2 separate regions of the Homo sapiens genome follow, and region 2 is linked to region 1. A link is a loop called in an ENCODE intact Hi-C map of the cell type or tissue named here. Cell type or tissue: right lobe of liver. All regions are shown on one strand. Each heading gives the region's core, and the rest is flanking DNA. Links, peaks and the distances in the headings are about the cores only.

The links. Peaks named below come from ENCODE experiments on the same cell type or tissue, not always from the same donor. Only the 100,000 strongest peaks of a DNase experiment are listed, where the experiment ranks them.
Region 2: a loop joins it to region 1, with 2.6 times the contacts of the local background. A loop is called at or near these places in 12 of 110 quality-filtered maps.

Annotation. Positions count from the first base shown.
Region 1 is chr14:103,278,378-103,286,703 of GRCh38, forward strand. It overlaps the pseudogene RAP2CP1 and the pseudogene RPL17P4. Among named protein-coding and RNA genes, the nearest start is that of EIF5, 52 kb to the right of the region's middle. RefSeq lists enhancers at 3,034-3,832, 3,115-3,409, 3,833-4,630. In right lobe of liver, for the core only: a CTCF peak has its summit at 3,299 (motif pointing left); DNase peaks (open chromatin) are centred at 2,884, 3,274, 3,654, 6,654 and 1 weaker place; H3K4me3 peaks cover 1,079 bases; H3K27ac peaks cover 5,353 bases.
Region 2 is chr14:103,202,871-103,211,196 of GRCh38, forward strand. LOC124903391 reads right to left here and starts at 6,000. Exons shown (of 2, transcript XM_047432044.1): 1 at 4,078-6,000. The coding sequence starts at 5,147. The coding sequence ends at 4,221. In right lobe of liver, for the core only: no CTCF peak of the experiment used is centred there; DNase peaks (open chromatin) are centred at 2,911, 4,401, 4,811, 6,274 and 1 weaker place; H3K4me3 peaks cover 5,632 bases; H3K27ac peaks cover 6,155 bases.

The sequences.
Region 1 (8,326 bases), core at 255-8,254:
AGCCATCTCACCCTGCCTCCTTTCGACTTCTCGAGATGAATATTTATCTCACTGATTTTTTTGGCTCCTCTTCTTTTCCATTATAAAAAATGTGAAACTGAAATTTGCCCCTAAAAATGGCTTTAGCTGCTTCTCACAGATTTGATGTATGCTTGTTTTTCCTTTTTTTCTTTTTTTTTTTTTTTCTTTTGAGACGGAGTCTCGCTCTGTCGCCCAGGCTGGAGTGCAGTGGCGCGATCTCAGCTCACTGCAAGCTCCGCCTCCCGGGTTCCCGCCATTCTCCTGCCTCAGCCTCGCGAGTAGCTGGGACTACAGGCGCCCGCCACCACGCCCGGCTATTTTTTGTATTTTTAGTGGAGACGGGGTTTCACCGTGTTAGCCAGGATGGTCTCGATCTCCTGACCTCGTGATCCGCCCGCCTCGGCCTCCCAAAGTGCTGGGATTGACAGGCCTGAGCCACCGCGCCCGGCCAACTTGTTTTTCTTTCTCACTGGAGCTGGTTCCAGATTAGATCTGGTCGGACCCGGCAGGCACCTGGCGGGCACTGTGCGGGCAGGGAACCAGGGAGAGCAGGAGGGCGCGGGTCCGGGCCAAGGCTGGCGGGGGTCGCCGCGGCGCGACCGCCTCCTCCGCCCCGGCTCCGTGGGATGCGCGTCCGCCCTCCCAGGCCCCTTCCTCCCGCCCTCCCCCGCCCCCCGTTTTCCTCCCCTCCCCTCCCGACCCGCCCCAGGCCAGACCCCCGCGCGGGTCCTCGCCCTCCCAGGACCCTTCCTCCCTCCCCTCCCCTCCCCGCCGCGTCCCGGACCCTGCGGGCTGGTCCCGCGCCCCGCCAGGGCTGCCGGGGTGTGCTGCTGGGGAGCGTGGAGTGGGCAGGACCACGCTGGACACGCAGTTCGCGTGCGGCCGCTCCCCGAGCAGTGCGCGGCGTGGGCGGAGGAGCGGCTCCGCGAGGAGATCGAGGCGAACGCGGCGCCCGCGTTGCTGGAGGTCGTGGACGCGGCGGGCGCCGAGCACCTGGTCACGCTCCAGGACCTGGACATCCGCCACGGCGACGGCTCCGCGGTGCTCCCGGGCGTGTGCAGCGAGGCCTCGTTCCGGGCCGTGAGGCCGCCGAGCAAGCGCCTGCGCCGGCCGTGGGAACCCGGGGCCGTCCCGCGGGTGCTGGTGGGCACCCAGGCCGACCCGGACGACGGGCGCCAGGTGCTGACGGCGCGGGGCCGCGAGGGGCGCTCCCCGTTCCCGGAGGTCATGGCCAAGAGCCAGCGGATGGTGGACCGGGTGTTCATGCAGGCGGTGCGCGAGACGGAGGCCTTGGTCCCGCCCGAGGAGGAGGTGGAGTGTTGGGAAGTTTTCTGTTGTCCCCTGGACTCCATCCAGAAAAAGATGGCCCTGGTGGCAGCCTCGAAGCGCGGGGAGGGAGGCTAGGACTGGGGCCGCGTCGGGAACTGAGCCTGCCGGGACGCTTCTAACCCGCGCGCTGCCTCGAGTCCCTCCGGTGCCCAGGCCTTGTTCCCCAAGACCCACGGGTGCAGAGCAGAAGCGCGGCCCCAGCGCCCGAGGCCTGAAAGCTGTTCTTTACCTTCGCAGCTTTCCAAGTTACTATAATAGGTAAAAGGCAAGGGCTAACGTCTTAAGTATTTAATCGATTTCCTTATGCAGATTCTGCACTCGTAATTACTAAACGTGAGAGCCCAGGATGAACTATTCGGTGCATTTTTTATTTTTTTGAGACTGTCGCCAGGCTGGAGTTCAGTGGCGATCTCGGTGATCTCAGCTCACTGCAACCTCCGCCTCCCCGGTTCAAGCGATTATCCTGCCTCAGCCTCCCAAGTAGGTGGGACTACAGGCATGTGCCACCACGCCCGGCTAATTTTTGTATTTTTAGTAGAGACGGGGTTTCACCATGTTGGCCAAGATGGTCTCGATCTCTTGACCTCGTGATCCGCCTGCCTCGGCCTCCCGAAGTGCTGGGATTACAGGCGTGAGCCACGGTGCCTGGCCTATTGGGTGCATCTTAAAGCAGCGATATACAGGATAGTAAATGGAAACGGAAACGACTACTTCTGTATTTTAACTAACAACAGTGATTCATTCTGTTGGCAGTTTTTCTTCTTTAAAAGATGCCTTACTGCTTTAAGCCTGAATGGGCAGAATGTGCTTTCTTCAAATGCAATTTGTGGTATGTTTTTTTGAACTACCTGGTTCTGAGAATTACAGTTTGGATTTGGAGCACTTCGCCGAAGTTTAGATCTTAGTTCCATGAAGTTTCCATCTCATTTTCAGTGATGAATTGAGCAATCACTTTTTCCTTTCTGTGTGGTCCTAAATATAGTTACGACCTACTTAGCACAACCTTGCAATTGGATATGTGTCGCTGGCAAATTAATTTTATACCTAAAGTGAGCCCAGCGCTGGCTGTCAGTTTTGTAATTAACATCTGGTTGACTATGCTATGCACAGGAAAATGGAGCACAAATAAATTGTTTTTAAACTTTGCAATTCTTACCATTTGACTTTGTGAATCATATTTAAAGCACTATGTTCCAAGATTTCTAGATGCTGTCGGATGGCTTTACCATTATTTTTCAGGAGTTTGTTTGTTGTAGAGAAAACTCCAGGAGGTGAGAGGAGAGAAAGCACCCGGTTATGCAGCAGGCATTGCACCTGTGTTATTAGCGGCAGCTGCCTTCATACTTTGCCTGAATTCCTGGAATTTTTAAATAGTGAAATAGGTATGGAAACCTATGAAGAATAGGTCATCTTTTTGTTGATTTTTAGCGCAGCAACCTTTATCCAATTCTTTTTTTTTTTTTTTTTTTTTTTGAGACTTGCTCTGTTGCCTAGGCTGGAGTGCGGTGGCGCAATCTCGGCTCACTGCAACCTCCACCACCCGGATTCAAGCAATTCTCCTGCCTCGGCCTCCTGAGTAGCTGGGATTACAGGTGCCCGCCACCATGCCCAGCTAATTTTTCTATTTTTAGTAGAGACGAGGTTTTCCCGTGTTGGCCAGGCTGGTCTCAAACTCCTGACCTTGGGTGATCCACCTGCCTTGGCCTCCCAAAGTGCTGGGATTACAGGTGTGTGTCACCACGCCCAGCCCTGATAATTGTTTTTAAACGCAGTAAGTTTTATGACATTTTGGTTTGGGTGTTTCTTCGCCTTGGGTTGGATAGCTGTTCTAGGAAAACCAATTACTGCAGCTCACTCCGGCAAGGGAGGTGGGGGGTGCTGATCACATTTCCCTGCCTCAAGGGCAAGTTGTCCTCACCAAGCTGCTCCCTCCCTCTGCTGGAAAGGAAGCAAAACACCAGCTGCTTTCTGCTGTGCTCTGGGCTGTGTGGGGAAGTGCAGGGGCAGCAAATGGAAATCAGCAACATCTTGTTCCCAGTCCTGACACCCCTGGCCAGCAAGACCCTGCTGAGCCATGCTGGACAGGATGGGATGGGCCTCACGCAGATGCCACGGCTCTACCCTGCTCGGCTGCTGGCTTGTGGGAATGCTCCGGGAGAGCTCTGTGGCCTGGTCCCTCTGGATCTCAGCCTCCATCCAGGAAAAAGCACCCCATATTCTCTAAACAAGCCAGCTGCTCCTTTGAACTCCTGACGGCATCACACCCTCCCACTCCCATCCAGTTGCTCAGCGGTGAGCTGGCTGCCAGCTGCTGGACAGGCCGAAGGACAGGGCAGTCACCTTCTGCTCATGTGGGCATCTAAGCCACACCCACCCCTTTCCCCAACTTACACCATCTTTCCCTCTCTCTGTCTCTCTCTGTCTCTCTGCCTTTGTCTCTGTCTCCCCGCCCAGACACCTCCCTGCCTATGGGTGCACGCACACACCAGTGGCAGGCCCTGAAAGTGCTTCCTCATTGAGTCAAGATAGTAGATGGGAAGCCATGCCGGGTGAGAGGGCAGAGAATCGGGCCATCCTCAAAGACATGAAGATGCATTTCTATTTATTCATCTCCCACAGTATAAAAGAGGCTCATGGCAATGAGAGTGGACGGCCATAAACTTAACCAAGTGGTAGCCTCAGTCACAGCCGCTGCAGCAGAGGTGGCATCTACTGGAAGAGGTCCACCCTGGCTGGCGCTTGGCGGACGGCCAACCGAGCTAAAGAATGCAGGCCGGGCGTGGTGGCTCACGCCTGTAATCCCAGCATTTTGGGAGGCCGAGGCGGGCAGATCACCTGAGGTCGGGAGTTTGAGACCAGCCCGACCAACATGGAGAAACCCCATCTTTACTAAAAATACAAAATTAGCCAGGCGTGGTAGCGCATACCTGTAATCCCAGCTACTCGGGAGGCTGAGGCCAGAGAATCGCTTGAACCCAGGAGGTGGAGGTTGTGGTGAGCTGAGATCATAGCGCCATTGCACTCCAGCCTGGGTAACAAGAGCGAAGAGCAAAACTCCGTCTCAAAAAAAAAAAAAAAAAAAAAAGAATGCATCCACTCCCACTGGGGATGGAGGATGGAGGGTGTCTGCATTCACCTAGGACAGACAGACGTGCACATTTTTGGGTTCTCTCTTCCCCTAAACCTCCTGAGGTAATCTGTGAAAATGATTCGCTATTCACTTAACCCGGAAAACCCCACAAAATCATGCAAAGAGGTTCAAATCTTCGTGGTCACCTTGGAACACTTGTGAAACTGCCCAGGTCATCAGGGGTATGCATATATGAAAAGCCACTAAGGATCTGAAAGATGTCACTTTACAGAAGCAGTGTGTGCCATTCCAACGTTACAGTCAGGGAGTTGGTAGGTGTGCCCAGGCCAAGCAGTGGGGCTGGACACAACGTTGGTGGCCCCAGAAGAGTGCTGAATGCTTGCTGCATATGCTTAACAATGCAGAGAGCAATGCTGAACTGAAGGGTTTAGGTGTAGATTCTCTGGTCATTGAGCACCTCCAAGTGAACAAAGCACCTAAGATGTGCCACCAGACCTCCAGAGCTCATGGTGGGATTAACCCATACATGAGCTCTCCCTGTCGCATCGAAATGATCCTTACTGCGAAGGAACAAATTGTTCCTAAACCAGAAGATTGCCCACAAGAAAAAGATATCCCTGAGGAAACAAAAACTTATGGCACAGGAATAAATTCAGCACTAAAATAAATGCAATGAAGAGTTTTTTGTTTTTTAAAGTGCACTTCGTGATCTTGTTAACTACCCTGCTCTCGATCACTTCTTCTGAAGGAACTTTAAGGTTCTTGACACTCCACAGAACAGTGTGCGGGCTCCTGGTAGTGAAGACACCGTGTTAACCCATCTGATGGACAGGAAGTGCTGCTCCCGTGCCTGGTGATGGCAGGAAAGGAGCCGCTGCAGCAACTGTGGTCACCGGAAGCTTGGACCCTTCGAGGATAAAGGTCTGAGCCATCCCAGAAACCAACAGCCTAGCCCAGCTGCGTTGCCGTCCCAGAGTAAGGAGGGTCTAAAATGAGTGGTGAGGAAGGAGGTGAGGGACATTACTCACAGCCTTGAGATCAGCGCCAGGGTGGAGACTGTACTTAGACTTGTCCCGCCAACCCCACTGTGTATTTTTGTTTAGAGAGGGTGCAACCAGCCACCGAGGTGAAGAATCAGTCACAGGACAAGGTGGATGCGGGGCTGAGTGGATCCGAGTCGTGCAAGCAGCAGGCACAGAGTGGGCCTCTTGCCTCGGGAGCCTTTGTCTCTGCTGCTGGCATTCTCTGGGCAGAGCTGCCTGCTTGGCCAGGGCCGGAGAGCTTGCATCCCCAGGAACAGCCCACAGGAACCAGTGGCCATGTACCCCAGTTTCCTGAGCCTTGGTGGGGCGGTTCAGAGGGAGATCCTGACCTGATGCTTTTGAATCTCAGCAACCCTGAGGCCGAATCGCTCCTGCTGTTACTTGATTTGGTTGTGTAAACCAAAACTAAAATTCTAAGCCACCCGACGGACTGAATGGACCCACGGACCCCCTTCTTGGCCAAAGGGACTCAAAGAAACCTGAAAAATTAGTTCAGACCATGATGGGAAGGGAGGGGTCAGACACGCCTCGTTATAAGCCCTCCTGCCTTTGGAGTTCAGGCACAGCTGACCAGCATTACATTAAAACGGAGACCTTAAGATGGACAAACAGACTCTTTGCAGCAATAAGATACCAAAATTCCAACCTGACTCTAATATAGTGTCACATGACAGATAGCAGACCCTGAAGGAAATCAAAGTATTTACCCCAAAATATGTTTTTGACATGGTCCTGCACAGCTGCCTCTTGTGGGGGAAATTTGCCTTTTTAGAGAAACTCTTTCCCTTACTGGGTCTTTTCCAGAGAGCCTGATAATCTTTGAAAGGTCTCAACAGGAAGTATTTGCCATCTATTGCCTCTAAGGGCAGCCACCTATGAGACTCATCTACATAATAAAAACCTTGGTCTTCACAACCCCATACCTTATCTGAACCCAGACATTCCTTTCTACTGATTCCAGGTCTTTAGGCAATAACTTAACTCTTTCAACCAATTGCCAATCAGAGCCTTTGAAGCCACCTGTGATCCATAAGTCCCCTGCTTCAAATTGTCCTGGCTCTCCGACCCAACCACTGTATACCTCATATGTATTGACCGATGTCTTCTATCTCCCTGAAACTGAAACGTGTAAGGCCAAGCTGTAGACCAACCCCTTGGGGCACGTGTTCTCAGGAGTTCCTGAGGCTGACTCACAGGTCATGGCTCTCACATTTGGCTCTGAACAAATCTCTTCAAATATTTCACAGAATTTGGCTTTTTCTGTCAACAGTGGTGTGAGCAATTAAGTTCAAAGGGTAGCAACAACTCTATCCCCTTCAGTTTCTCTGAAACCTCTTTTGCTTCTGTAATAGGAAATGTTTATTTGAAAACGCAAGGAATGACGCACTTGATGTTGTGTATGTTGGAGCAAGCTGATGGCATAAAATGAGGAGTGGAGGACTATGTCCCAGGGTCTACTAGAATCTGTGCCCTCTAACCTGGAGGAAGATTTTCAGGACCCATACTTGGGGTCGTTCTGTCTTTACAGAACGTGTCCCAGGCGTGTATGGAAACACACTGGAAACAGAGATCACCTGTGTTTAGGCTCTGACTATATAGCTAGTCATGAAATTTCTCAGTGATAGGGTATAGATATATATGTTCAAATTCTCTAGGAGGCTGGGCACGGTGGCTCAAACCTGTAATCCCAGCACTTTGGGAGGCCAAGGCAGGTGGATCACCTGAAGTGAGAAGTTGGAGACCAGCCTGGCCAAGATGGTGAAACCCCGTCTCTACTAAAAATACAAAATTAGCCAGTTGTGGTGGCACACGCCTGTAGTCCCAGCTACTCAGGAGGCTAAGGCAGGAGAACCACTTGAACCCGGGAGGTGGAGGTTGCAGTGAGCCAAGATCGCACCACTGCACTCCAGCCTGGACAAAAAGAGTGAAACTCTGTCCTAAAAAAAATAAAATAAAATTATCTAGGAGACGCCAAGCTGTTCTCCAAAGTATTGTTCTAATTTACACTTTTATCAGCAGCAGAAGAAAGCTCATCGCTCTTCATCCCTGCCAGTTTACTCTTTTCTGACTTAAAATTCTTGCCACCCTGATGGGTTGGAAATGACATTTCATTTTGGTTAATTTGCATTTCCCTTATCACTAATGCAGTTGAGCATCTTTTTCATTCATTTATTTGCCATTTGTGCTATTTCTGTGCATCTCTGTTTATTTCTTTTGCCCATTTTTCTGTTTGGTTTTTTATCATTTTTATTGTGTCATAGGATTCTTAGGAAAGACAACATGTATAAAAATGTGTATGTCTTTTGTCAGTTATATGTATTACAAATATTTTTGCATAAGTGTACATTCCTTTTTGTAATGTAGTCAAATGTATCAACGCTTTCTGTTACAGTTTGCATTTTTGCCCTATTAAAGATATCCTTTCTCTAGAACCAGAAATACCATTCCACCCAGCAATCCCATTACTGGGTATATATGCAAAGGGTTATAAATCATTCTACTATAAAGACACACGCACAGGTATGTTTATTGCAGCACTATGTACAATAGCGAAGACTTGGAACCAACCCAAATGCCCATCAGAAGAATTTGGAGGCTACGGTTTCTAAAGGATGGTTTGACAGGTGGGGCTTAGGAAATGGAGAATGCTGATTGGTTGGTTCAGGGGTGAAATTGCAGGGTCCAGAGCTGTCTTCTTGCTCTGAGTCAATTCCTGGGTAGAGTCACAGGACTGGGTGAGTCCATTTCTTTGTATGGGTTATGGGTTTGGGCGGCACCAGCTGGTGCCTCAGAATGCAAGTTCTGAAAAATACCTCAAACACCAGTCTTTGGTTTTATCCTA
Region 2 (8,326 bases), core at 158-8,157, 76 kb before region 1:
AAATGAACTTTCCCCTTTGCCGATGCCATCTTGTCTGTTCCTTACTGTACACATGGCTGGCAGGCAAGGGAAGATGGAGCTGCCATCTTGAACATGTCTATCCCCTAGTTCCTGCCTGCATTCACCCGTGCAAGCTCCCAGCTTGCCTGTCCATGTCTGGAGCTCAACTTTATGGGCTGCTCTTTTTTAGAAAATGATTTGGGGCTGCTTTTCATTAAAAAGAAAAGCCTAATGGGGGACTCCCATACCCTATCTGCCTAAGTGATTTGTTCTTAACTCCTATATCACCACCTCAGCCTCCCAAGTAGCTGGGACTACAGGTATGTGCCACTGCATCCAGCTACTTTTTGTATCATTTAAAAAATTGGGCCAGGCACAGTGGCTCATGCCTGTAATCCCAGCACTTTGGGAGGCTGAAGCGAGTATATCACTTGAGCTCAGGAGTTCGAGACCAGTCTGGCCAACATGGTGAAACCCTGTCTCTACTAAAAATACAAAATTTAGCCAGTGTGGTGGCACATGCCTATAATCCCAGTTATTCAAGAGGCTGAGGCAGGAGAATCGCTTGAACTCAGGAGGCAGAGGTTGCAGTGAGCCAAGATTGTGCCACTGCACTCCAGCCTGGGTGACACAGTGAGACTCTGTCTCTAAATAAATAAATAAATATTGATTTCTAGTTTTGTTACCTTGCAGTCTGAGAAATAAATCTTATTTCTCTTTTTAGAAATCAAGTTGTCTGTTATGTCCAATATACTGAGAAATAAAAATGATATCCTAAGCCCCAAGCAACTGAACAGACCTCCCCATCCTGGTCAAGGGGACCCCAGAGAAACCTTGAGTGCCAGGCCATGACAGGATGGGAGGTCAGACACGCCTGGTTCTGCCCTCTCCCTCTCTAACTGCCTTGAGGGTTTCTTCCCTGAGGGCTGAACAAAAACCACTGTGGTTCCAACCGGCCCTGACACTGGCCCTCCCTTTCACAGTTCTGACAAAACAACCGATCAGCATTCCTTCCTGATAAGAGACCACCAACCTCAGAGTGCTTGTGGCCAGTCTACAAAGGATGCGCAGGGAGGGTTATTGTGTCCTCTGCTTCGTCTTTTGTCATCAGGTAGCTGAAAACTCCACTCTCAGATCAGGCCAACACTGCCATTTTTTGTACATGCAACAGACTTATGAAGGGACATGAAGCTCAACTTGGCATGTGCATGTTTCTCCTTTCGTGAATATTCACAGCTCCTCCTGTAGCTTATTCAATATGTATATTCAGTCACCCAGCTCAGCATATATTTCTGTTCCCTTTGCCCCTCCCTCGAAGTGTTTGTTTCTGGCTTCCACCTGGAGGCTGTGCTTCCCAGCCTATTGGATTGCCACCCTGCAGGATGCAACACTTTATGAGAAATAAGGCTGTCCTTTCTTCATCATCCTTCAGCTGACAGTATAATCGAGATTCCATATTGAGGATGTTCTATGCATTATTTATAGAAAAGTACATTCTGCAACAGCCACAAGCACCACTCTTTGGGGAGGCAGGAAGTTCAAGCTCAGCTAGTATTGGGGCCCTGCCCCTTGAGAGTTGTGTTGGACTGAGGAAAGTTCAGTGATACCCCATGCACAGGGAGAGGGAAAGTGTGACAGCCCCACTCTCAGCTCAGGCAGGGAGGTCCCCTGAAGTCCTGAGGCATCTGATTCAGCACCAGGCAGAGGGTGGCAGAGTTCACTCTGGAAGACAACCCCAGAACTTGTGGCCCAGCCCCCACTGTCCCACAACCTGCCCCTTCACCCTTGAAATCAAGAACTAGCAAGAAGGCTGGGTGAAGTGCCCCAGCATGGTGGCTCACGCCTGTAATCACAGCACTTTGGAAGGCTGAGGTGGGAGTATCACTTGAGGCTAGAAGTAGGAGACCAGCATGAGCAACATAGCAAGACCCCATCTCTACAAAATTTAAAGAATGTAGCTGTAGTCCCAGCTACAGGCTGCGGTTGTTGTGGGAATCAGGAGACTGGAGAGACAGGTAGGTGGGACATGAGAATTTTATTGAGTGCACTCAGACCCAGTGGATTAACATCCAAAAACTGGGCCCAGAACAAAGACAGCACTTGACTCATATACACACCTTTGAACGGGAGTGGGCTAGTTTGAAACAAGCTTACAGTGGCATGAAAGCAAGGATACAGAGACAGAACATAGGCAGTTAATCAAATTGTGACAGGTGCATAACCCAGGGTTACATGTAATTCTTGCTATGCAGTCCAGATGGCTGTTATCTAGGCTTGCTTAAAAGAGCCTTGCACAGGCTTATCTCATAACCTTCGCTATGGGGCCCAGAAGGCCGCAGCCCAGGCCTGCTCAGGCATGTTGTATAACCTTCACTGTGCTGCTTAGATAAAACAGAATACTTGAAGTTTCTAGTTACAGAAAACAAGAATCTATAAATTCATAAAACTTGCAGAGCAAGGTACAATCACATGGAGGGGGTTGGGGTTCGAGGGGGAACTTTTTCTTATCCTTATGTTGAGGGAGTGCTGGGAGAGTCTCCAGAGCACACTCCTTTGAGCCTCTGCTTCTTTGATGATGTTATCAAGACTTCGTCTGGGTCTGGGCTTTGTCTGTTACTGCCTTTGGGATGAGTCAGCCTAATATAGAAAGCTTATTTTTCTCTTTTTAAAATTTTATTATTCTTTCTTTCCTTAATTTCCTGCCTCACAGTGAGCTATGATCACACCACTGCACTCCAGCCTGGGTGACACAGCAAGGCCCTGTCCAAAAAAAAAAAAAAAAAAAAATCTGTGAAGTGAGAAAGATGAAGGCCCATGGGAGGAAGGGGGTGGGGAGGCCAGAACCTGAGGACCTTCTTTTTAAGTAGGGTGGCCCCAAGCTGGCTTTGCCCGGCTTCCCAGGTTCATGCCCACTGTCACGTGAATGGGCACTCTCTCACTTCCGAAGGTGACCAGGTTTGGATGGTGAGTTTTGTCATCACTCTGCTCTTAGGCCATGGTGTGAAGTCATGACTTTATCAAGTAGAGAGGGCTTAAGTGGAGGAGGGATGGGTGATTTACATTTTATAAAGTGCCCCGGGGGCTGGAGGGAGCTAGAGTGAAGGCCTGGGTATGAGCGACTCCAGGGGGACAGGGAGGGGAGTACCCGTCACTTAGGACCTCAGTCTGAAGTTCCCTGGCAGGTGTCCCCTTCACCTGCCCTTGAGCCTGGGGGCCTCCCTGCCTGGAGAGGCCCCAGCAACCCAGCCAAGCCTGACCTTGAGCAAGGCCTGGAGGCTGGATCTGAAATGGAGAAATTCCAGCATTTCTCAGGTTGGCCAAGAAGAGATCAGGTTACCTTCTGGTCCAAAGACAGAAAGGGCTCCCTTTGGAAGGGGGAGCAGAGCCACAGCCTGATCTAGGGACCCAGCTGGTGGTCAGGCCCAGTATGGGTGACAGGCCAAGCAGGCCTGGCAGTTCCCTGGGCCACCCTTGAGCCAGGCCTGGGACCAGGAGCTGGCGGGGCTGACCCGGCACCAGGACCCCCAGGAGCAAAGGCAGGGCCCAGACAAGAGGAGTGCAGGAGGTAAGGGACTTGGAGCGTGCCAGGCCTAGACTCCCGGGATCCCTGTCTCGGTGGCAGTGTGGCAGGCCAGGTCTCACTAACGCAGGCCTCCATTACAACTGTCCCAGCACTGACTGAGTAGCTAGATTAAACATTAAAAGCTGATAGAGCCAGTGCCCTTATACAAAGGCTGGAAAGTAACAAAGAGCCCACCGAGAGTTTTGCCTAGGCCTTCCCTGGGCCTTAAAGCAGGACAAAATAACAAATTAATTCTTATCAGGACCCTTTTAGGGTTAAACGAGTTTTTTTGTGGGTCTGAAGAAGCTCCCCACGCCTCCAGAAACAAGTTTATTGAGGGTCTGAAGGCACTCCCCAAACCTCCTGATTTAGCAGGAGACAAGATAAAGGTAATCCCCCCAGCATCTGGACCCATTTAGATTCAGTAACCTTATTGAGGCTCCAGAGGAAGGTCTTCAGGACTCACAGATGACCGTAAGTTCATCACTAATGTCTTCAGATGCATGCACACTTACACGTAGACATACCGCTTAGAAGGTATGTAAGTTCTGGAAAACTGTAATTTTGAGTTGGTCCGGTGATCATTTCCAGGCCTTTCTCCCTGTAACCAGTTGCAGAAAATAAAAACGCTCTTCCTCCTCAGTTCATCTGCATCTCGTCATTGGGCCCCGAGAAATAGCCGCCCCACTCTCAGTTTGGTCCGAGAACAGCGCGACAGTGGAGTTGGAGCCGCCCCGGGCGGGATTAAGCCGGGTGGAAGCAAGTCCAGGAGACGCCCGCCCCTCCCCCGCGCCACAGGACTCGCCAGCCCCGCCACGCCCTGACCCCTCGTCTCTCCTCCCCTCCCCTCCTCCTCTTTTCTCCTCTCTTGCCCTCCCCCATCCCCTCCCTCCTCTCCCCTCCCTGCCCCTGCCCGGACAGTCCTGGTACGCCGTTCCCTGCGCTCCCAGGCCCCTTCCCCTTCCTCCTTCCCCTCCCCTTCCTCCCTCTCCTCCCCTCCCCGCCGCGTCCCGGACACTGCGGGCTGGTCCCGCGCCCCGCCAGGGCTGCCGGGGTGTGCTGCTGGGGAGCGTGACGTGGGCAGGACCACGCTGGACACGCAGTTCGCGTGCGGCCGCTCCCCGAGCAGTGCGCGGCGTGGGCGGAGGAGCGGCTCCGCGAGGAGATCGAGGCAAACGCGGCGCCCGCGCTGCTGGAAATCGTGGACGCGGCGGACGCCGAGCACCTGGTCACGCTCCAGGACCTGGACATCCGCCACGGCGACGGCTTCGCGGTGCTCCGGGGCGTGTGCAGCGAGGCCTCGTTCCCGGCCGTGAGGCCGCTGCGCGAGCGCCTGCGCGGGCTGTGGGAACCCGGGGCCGTCCTGCTGGTGCTGGTGGGCACCCAGGCCGACCGGGACTCCGAGCGCCAGGTGCTGATGGCGCGGGCCCGCGAGGGGCCCTGCCCGTTCCCGGGGGTCACGGCCAAGATCCAGCGGAGGATGGACCAGGTGTTCACGCTGGCGGTGCGCGAGACGGAGGCCCTGATCCCGCCCGAGGTGCCTCCCCGCCAATGCCCAGCACACGAGGCTGTCGGAAAGGTTCATTGGCTAATTTGCCACAGTTGGTTTTCAATATGTCCATCCCTTTTCCTGATTTCCAGAGCTCAGTATTTCTACCCAGTGCCTATTTATTTATTTATTTATTTATTGAGACAGAGTCTCACTCTGTCGCCCAGGCTGGAGTGCAGTGGCGCAGTGTCGGCTCACTGCAACCTCTGCCTCCCGGGTTCAAGCGATTCTCCTGCCTCAGCCTCCCGAGTAGCTGGGATTACAGGCGCCTGCTACCAGACGCAGCTGATTTTTGTATTTTAAGTACAGCTGGGGTTTCATCATGTTGGTCAGGCTGGTCTCAAACTCCTGACCTCGTGATCCGCCCGCCTCAGCCTCCTAAAGTGCTGGGATTACAGGCGTGAGCCACCTTGTCCGGCCCTGAAGCTTATAGTTTTTAATATTCTATAATTCCTGAAGTTTTCATAGTCTGCCTCTTTGCTTCTTATTTTTCAGGAAACAAGTTAGTAACTGAGGGGAAAAGCACCACGATCTCCCGGTGCGTTGTTTGCAAGAGTGCTTCAGCAGTCAGTGTCTTTCTTGTTGTTTGCCAGATAAAGATATTTTGTCTGCATATCTGCATAGCTTAACAGTAACTCAGGTGCTGACGTAGAAGTAAAGCATGTGAGAATGCTTTTGGATCATACACTTTTCACATAATAACAAATTTTTCTCGAATTGGTTTAACAGTATCGTTTTATGCTTTTTAAAATGTATCTTTGATATGAGTTGTTTGTCATTTGCACAAGTTAATGATTTTACCTCCCCAGCTGCAACATATTTTTCAAATTTAGGAACCCAACTTAACCATCTGAACATCCTTCTTAAAAAAAATAAAGAAGAAAGCTCACAACTATGCCTGTGATCTGAACTAGTTGATTTTGTTAACGGAATGTTATTTATATAGTGATGGTTAGAGAAGGCTCTGGTCATTTCTATTTATATTGTATGTGATGTTTTACTAGAAAAACAAGTTTTACCTTAACATGAAAAAAATACATTTTAGAACCTAATGGCAAGTTCACCTCCGAAGAGGGCTAGGCGGGGACTGTACCCTGGGTTTTATCTCTTCCTCTCCCTCCTAGGACAGGTTGGGGGTTGGGATGCTTACTTTTGAAGCTGGAAACCCGGCTGACTCACTCCCCTCCTGACCTCTGTCTTCTGGGGTCCCTCCTGGCAAAGCCCTTATTCATCTCTCTAAGGGGGCATATCAAATGTGGGGAGGGGCCAGTGATGGGTGGGGAGCATCTTCCTGGTCTCAGCTGTCGTTGTCCAGAGCTGCCCCCTCCTCCTGCTGGAGCAGAGGAGAAACACAAGTTTGTTCACTGTCTGGATTGGGCTGTGCAGAGAAAGCCCAGGGAGAAGAAACAGCCTCCTGTTCCCACCACCACGACAGCAGAGAGCTGGGCCCCCATGACTGCAAGCTGGGAATTCCCTTAGCCCCCACCCCAACAGTCCTGCCCTTCTGACTCTCCACCTGCTTGTGCTGAGGAGGGCCTCTGGAGAGGTTTTGTGTCCTTGGATCCCAGTCCTTCTGGATATCAGGCCTCGATCCAAGAAAACATTCCCAAATAGCCGTTTCTGCCCTTAGATTCCCTGGAGGAACTCAGACACTCCCACTCAGATTCAAGTTTTCAGCTTAGAGTGCAGTGGGTTTCTGGCTGACTAGTCAATGTCAGGGATGGCCAGAGCCACATGGCCAGCTCCTGTGACCTTGCTTTCTGAGTGAGCATGGACGCACACAGGCACACATGAAATTAAAGCCCTACATGCTGGATTGTCCTGCTTTTCCTGTGTGTCAAATTTCTAGACTTTGTATGTCACACACACATTGTCTCAGTCCCTCCAGAGGCAAGGAAGGCTGCAAGAACTCCAAAGTGAACTTGCCAGCATCGAATACAACCACCTGTCAGAGCGCTCGGGGACCTGGAGGCCCCATTCACAGCCGATGGACCTGTGGAGCAGGGGCAGGCTGACTTGTGAGCTTGCGGGTGGGCAAACCTCAAGCCCTCCGCTGTTCTCTCCTCCTGGCTGTGGGCTCTGTCTGCTCAGCACCACCAAGGAACGCCAGGCCAGGAATGAAAGTCAAGGAGGCTGCGACATTAATGACCCACAGTACGGGTGAGTCTTCTGCCTCTCCCAGTTATCCACAGACTTCTGACCAATGTATTTGGTTTCTATTTGTATTATTCAGATTGCTGCTGATACTGAGAACTCATGGGGAGGGTTTAAAATTACATGTGTTTTCCTTTTCTGTGAAATGTATGCTCCTTTTGCCAGCTTTGAAAATTTTGTGAACCACATTAACAACCCGTCTATAAAATAACGGGGGAAAAGGAGAGAAAGAAGATAGTTTCTATGTGTACACATCCACATAACAAGGAAGAAACTGCTCATGGCTGCTACAGTCCTTGTCTCTGAAACTGATCATGAGGCCATGGTTGATTTTTATCACTTATTTATTTATTTATTTTTGAGACAGAGTCTCGCTGTGTCACCCAGGCTGGAAGGGTGCGATCTCGACTCCCTGCAATCTCCACCTCCAGGGTTCAAGCGATTCTGGTGCCTCAGCCTCCCAAGTAGCTGGGATTACAGGCGTGCGTCACCATGCCTGGCTAATTTTTGTATTTTTAGTAGAGACGGGGTTTTGCCATGTTGGCCAGGCTGGTCTTGAACTCCTCCTGACCTCAAGTGATCTACCTACCTTGACCTCCCAAAGTGCTGGGATTACAGGCATGAGCCACCACACCCGGCCCATAGTTGATTTTTTTTTTTTTTTTTTTTTTTGAGACGGAATCTCGTTCTGTCACCCAGGCTGGAGTGCAGTGGCACCATCTCAGCTCACTGCAAGCTCCGCCTCCCAGGTTCACGCCATTCTCCTGCCTCAGCCTCCCCAGTAGCTGGGACTACAGGCGCCCACCACCATGCCCGGCTAATTTTTTTGTATTTTTAGTAGAGACAGGGTTTCACTGTGTTAGCCAGGATGGTCTCGATCTCCTGACCTGGTGTTCCACCCTCCTCAGCCTCCCAAAGTGCTGGAATTACAGGCGTGAGCCACCGTGCCCGGCCCATAGTTGATTATTAAATTGTGTAGTATAAGCACACATAACATAAAACTTACCATCTTAATCTTTTTTTTTTTTTTTGAGATGGAGCCTGGCTCTGTCGTCCAGGCT